Regions from separate parts of the Homo sapiens genome. Here region 1 is linked to region 2. A link is a contact called in ENCODE Hi-C data. All regions are on one chromosome and are shown on one strand. Each heading gives the region's core, a stretch centred on a gene start or an enhancer-like site at or near the end of the contact. The rest is flanking DNA. Distances are from core to core; before and after follow the strand shown.

What was found. Hi-C counts contacts between places; a loop is a spot of excess contacts on that map. Pooled maps may share reads with other maps.
Region 1: a pooled map shows a loop between it and region 2 (3-fold over the local background). The contact joins the enhancer-like site here to the promoter of PDK3 in region 2. A Hi-C loop is called at or near these places in 6 of 168 maps with a recorded cell type or tissue (B cell, CD14-positive monocyte, CD4-positive, alpha-beta T cell and 2 more), 5 of 37 single-sample maps with no recorded cell type and 16 of 50 pooled maps.

Annotation. Positions count from the first base shown.
Region 1 is chrX:24,168,262-24,170,992 of GRCh38, reverse strand. The region is part of intron 3 of ZFX (zinc finger protein X-linked); the gene reads right to left. Among named protein-coding and RNA genes, the nearest start is that of ZFX, 20 kb to the right of the region's middle. Within about 2 kb of position 1,357, at least 3 of the 41 ENCODE cell types and tissues checked have a DNase peak (open chromatin) inside an H3K27ac peak, as active enhancers do; they include B cell, where a contact is called at or near this core.
Region 2 is chrX:24,464,009-24,466,708 of GRCh38, reverse strand. It overlaps PDK3 (pyruvate dehydrogenase kinase 3), which reads right to left and starts at 1,423. Exons shown (of 11, transcript NM_005391.5): 1 at 1,148-1,423. The coding sequence starts at 1,253. RefSeq lists a silencer at 1,363-1,682.

The sequences.
Region 1 (2,731 bases), core at 108-2,607, 300 kb after region 2:
CTCTGAGATATATTCTACTCATTTTTAAGAAATAGCATGTTTCATGTTATTTATTCAAACTGTTTCAAATAAAAGTAAATGGGCTGGGCATGGTGGCTAACGCCTGTAATGCCAGCACCGTGGGAGGCCGAGGTGGGTAGATCACCTGAGGTCAGGCGTTCGAGACCAGCCTAGCCAACACGGCGAAACCCCTCCTCTACTAAGATACAAAAAAATTAGCAGGGTATGGTGGCGCATGCCTGTAATCCCAGCTACTCAGGAGGCTGAGGCAGGAGAATCGCTTGAACCCGGGATACGGAGGTTGCAATGAGCCAAGATCATGCCATTGCACTCCAGCCTGGGCCATAGAGCAACACTCCGTCTCAAAAAAAAAAAAAAAAAAAATTAAAGAAAAAAAATTAAAGCAAATGAAAAACAGAAAGTGTACATGCTCTGAAAAAGTTATTACTGCCCCACTCCCGCAAAACCACCTCTGGCTATAGAATACCTTTTCCCCCTTTTAAAAATGATAAACGTAAATTAATCTTCTAAGCATTGGCTGGACGTGGTGGCTCACATCTGTAATCCCAGCACTTTGGGAGGCTGAGACGGGTGGATCACCTGAGGTCAGGAGTTCGAGACCAGCCTGGCCAACATGGCGCAACCCCATTGCTACTAAAAATACAAAAATTAGCCAGGCGTGGTGGTAGGTGCCTGTAATCCCAGCTACTCAGGAGGTTGAGGCAGGGAGAACTACTTGAATCCGGGAGGTGGAGGTTGCAGTGAGCCAAGATTGCGACACTGCACTCCAGCCTGGGCAACAGAGCGAGACTCTGTCTCAAAAAAAAAAAAAAAAATTCTAAGCATTATGAAACACTATGACATTAAAGCAAGCCAATTAAGAAGGCAATAAAGGGGATACATTAAGGTATTTAAGCCCCTCACCGCACAAATTTCCCTACATAAACCCAATCCCATCAGCTCTACGGATTCTCAACTTGCAGAACAACTTTTCTTGGCATTCATCCTCCTTGGCATTTCTATTAAACAATCAACTCCCTAATTTGTGAAGTGCTCTCCTTCCTCTGTTGCTTTAAGTGACTTCTAGTTCTCTTCCCTCTTCTTAACTGCTGGCTGCTCACCCTCCCCTCACCCCTTACTGCGGCTCAGCCCAGGTGTGTGCTCAACCCTCTCCTCTTCTGCTTTCTCTTTATTCCCATGGTTTCAACTACTATTTCCACAACAATGATTCCTACAATCATCCTAACATGTCCAACAGACTGTTGAATATTCTCATCCGGATAAAACCCAGCCTTCTCCTGATATGACCACTATGGCCTTTTTCTTCTTCTCTGCTCACAGTCAGATTGCCAGATCTTGTCAATTCTCAACTTCTCAAGAATCTTTTTTTTTTTTTTTTAATTCCTAGTTAGCATTCCCACTCAGCTTCATATTTCCTGATCCCTGGGGGATGAAAATAGCCTCTGGACTGGCCTTGCTCCTTTCTGCCACTCCCACAACAAATGACTAGAAACCCTAAAACTACACGTAAGGGCTGGTGCCAAGTATTGAGGCATTTCTGCAATCTGTAGGCAAATTAACCCTCCTGAAGCACTGCTTTGATCATACTACTTCCCTGCTCTGAACACTTCAGCAGTTCCTCAATACTCAAAGGCTCTGCAGTATTAACCCAAGCTACCATTAACAGACTGATTTGCTTTCTTCCCATCCTTTTACATCACGTGCATTTCCTAATAGATATTCTGGCCTACATGGGGGTGCCCGCTCATCTCATCTTAAGTGAGCAGTAATTATTCAACAAACTATTGTTTTGCCTGGTCATTTTCCCTTCGGTTTTGTCATTACAAAAATTCAAACATTCTAAACAGAGATGACTATACCTCAACTTTGTAACCCCTCTGGAGTTAGAATACTAACTCCCTTTGACAATCAGAATGAAACTGTTCTCAGAACAGAACCTACTCAGAGGAGTTCTCAGATATGATAAACGAAGGGTGGAAGAAGGTACGTGATAATGTAACTGGCGGTGTCCATGCCTTTGTAGTACAAACCAAGCCCAGAGATCAGTTGAACCTAAAGACAAATAAGTAGGATGGTTCAGAGAACCAAGAATCTCAGAATTTGGGTGAACAAGTACTAACATTTAGTCTTACTATCAAACGCCCTCAAGGTATTTCTGGGACTCTACTAACACCTCAAACTCAGTAAGATATTCCCTTCCCAGTTACGAGAATCATGATCCTGAAAATAATTCACAGTGGAAAAACATAGTTTTTGGGAACAGACTGTGAGGACAGAAAGTAAAAAAAAAAAAAAAAAAAGAAAGAAAGAAAAGAAAAACATATAGTTTTGAGGGAAATAATGGGCTAGGAGAACCCAGGAAATTCACAAAAATGTCCTTCCATTCTTTAAAGCAATATCATCCTAGAAGAAGGTAATTATAAATAAAATATATAATAAAGCAATAAAAGTTAACAGGTATAGCAATGGCATTTTATCTATCTTAAATTAGGGATCACAGATATAATTTATTTGTTTTATATATTTTGATGCTTAGATACTTCTGTGATCTCCCTCTTGGGCAAGTTAACAGGATTCTTATTTATTCACTTTGCTTTTTGCAGCTAATATGCATATAAAAATCACTTTTCTGCTTTAGGTCTCCCAAAACCTCACTGCCTGTTAATTCTATGACTCAACTCTAATTCTTCTCACTAAGTCACACTCAGAG
Region 2 (2,700 bases), core at 174-2,673:
ATTGGCTTCTAAAATTTTAATTTGGTCTCAACTTTAACCTATTCCTCTCTTCCTATCCTAGCTTTTAAAAAAAAAAAAGTATGGACATCACTTTTTGCATATCAGGTCTTCCTCAAATGTTCTACCTACTCTGCACTTTAGTTTTTATGCCCAACTGACACTATCACTGACACCCTTGACATTTACATAAAATTCATTAAATGAACAGACACCCTACGATTTCCCCTGGAGAGCTTAGAACATCTTTGCTGCTGGATTTGATTTTCCTCCAGGGATGCTGAGTTCCATTCTGATACCTCAATGCATGCGTTTTACTTTTAGGTGTTTCACAACCAGCTCCTTCGTTTTCTGGGGAAACATGATTCAGTTAACAGAAGGTGGTGGAATCTATTCCCATCTCAGCTAGGCCTGAGGCAGGCTGGGAACCCGAATCTTCTTTGGTCCCACCTCAATCCGTGAAAGCCGCCCACCAGCCCACCGGACAGGGAGAATGTGGGTGGGACACCAATGGAGAAGAGAAACGAAAGGTGCTGGCACTAAAGCCAGAGTTGTATTAGACCCTGCTCTGATGCTAGGATCCCAGACGTCCGCTCTTCCCAAGCATCTAAGGCGTCTGCAGGCCAGGCCTCTAACTGATTTAACATAACCTGATGAAGACAACAGTTCGAGTCCTGCCACTCCAGCCACACAGCAACACCTTAGAGCAGAAAAGGAACAAAATGCCATTGCATAATTTATTCAACCTCAAGGTATTTCTAAACAGTTCTTACCCAACCAAAAAAAAAAAATTCTAAAAATAAAAACATTAAAAAGCCACCCACATCTCGTTCTGAAGTTTTAAGGGCTGTGAGGTTTGTGTCAAGCAGATTTGAAGCTAACGACCGCAGGTTTGGGGAGTCTCGCCTGCGATGAGGGTCCTGCAATGAGACGCCGTTTCTGTGTCTCCGGGTAAGTCCCAGGCTGGGTGCGAGGGGGCCAGGCCCTGCCCCTCCGCGCCCCGAAATCCGAGCCCCAGGAGAGCCCCCCGGATATTCCCTAGCCCCGCCTGCGGTTCCCACAGACTTTACCCCGAAGCTGCGGAGATCCGGGGTGGCAGCCCGAATGGCGGCGGCCCCGGGCCCATGGGGACCCTTGGCCCCGTACTCACCGAAGTCCAGGAATTGTTTGATGGAGAGCGGCGACGGCGAAAAGCGCGAGTAGCGCTCGATCTGCTTGGGCACCGGCTGCTTCAGCAGCCACCGGAACAGCCGCATCCTCGCCCGGGCGGCGCACAGACCCGCCTAGACGCCCGGGTGGCCGCAAGGGCTGGCGCAGCCAAGCCGCACGGATAGGGCACGTTTGCGAAGCGCGCACCCCGGCCTCGATCTCGGCCTCGGCGCCGCCGGTGCAGCCGCCGCAGCAGCAGCAGCAGCTCCAGGACAGCGGCGGGCCGCCCGCGGCTTCCCTAGGCTCCGCCTCGCTGGGCGGAGTCGGTTGCTGCACGTACGCGGCGCGCGAGGGGAGGCGAGGAGCGCGAGGGGCACGCGGCCGCGCGCGCCCTCCACTGATTGGCCGCCGCTGCCTCTGTGACGTTTGTGTTTTGTCCGGGCGCGGCGCCAGAGACCCCCCTCCCTGGCTCATGGGACTCAGCCCAGCCCAGCAAGTGCAGCCGCTTTCAGCTCCGCCTCTGGCTGGGTTCTCCGCTGCCGAAAGGTAGCCGAGGTGCCCGCGGACCGGGAAGAGGCCAGGAGCCCGGAATCCGATCCTCCGCGCTGCTCAAGACCCTTCTCAACCGCAGGCGCCTTTTCCGGGAGGAGGACTTGCCGTTCGCTGCATCCTGACACTTAGATTTTACAGCCTAACTAGACTGACTCTGTTTCGTGGCCCAGCCCCACCCCCACCTCCCTGCCTGACTCCCAAGAGAACACCTTTGGAACACCTTTGGACTGGATTGTTAGTTCGCTGATTCTCTTTTTCGTGGTTCCTTTCCCCTCCTTCCCGCACAAGATTAAGTGACTGATTGCATTTCATGTCCCCCCACCACCACCGTTGGACGGGATCCATTGTGAGGTCAAGGGTCAATAACACCCCCTACCTCCCCAATGCCAGTGGACAGGATAATTGCAAGGTCACTGACTCTGTTTCATACCCCCCCACCCCACTACTACCATTGGAAAGGATCAAATGTAAGGTCACTGGCACTTTCTTTCATACCCCTTCTCTACACCACCACCATAGGACAGCCCCCTTCACGCTTCACCACCACTTTTGGACAGGAGTCTATGCTTACACAGTGTTGGGTATTCTTTATCTCAAGTGAACTTGAGAGCCTGGCATGGTGACATGCACCTATAGTCCCAACGACCCTGCAGGCGGAGGTGGGAGGATCACGTGAGCCCAAAAGTTCAAGATCTGCCTAGGCAACATACCCAGACCCCCCTCTCAAAAAAAAAAAAAAGTGAACTTGAACTCAGGGCTCAGTATATGAAATTGTTATTTCCTATTATGAGTGAATAAAGTACAGCTTACTTTAGCCATTTCCACCAAACCTTGGCTTTTTTTTTTTTTTTGGCAATATGTAAACATAAACATATGTAACTAAAAGGACAGGAAGAATGTTCTTTAAGGAAAGGTACAAATGTGACTGGAAGCCACTCCTTGGGTCTCTGATTGGACTAGTTTTCTCACTGAATGAGATTATTGGTGGGTAGCTATTTAGCT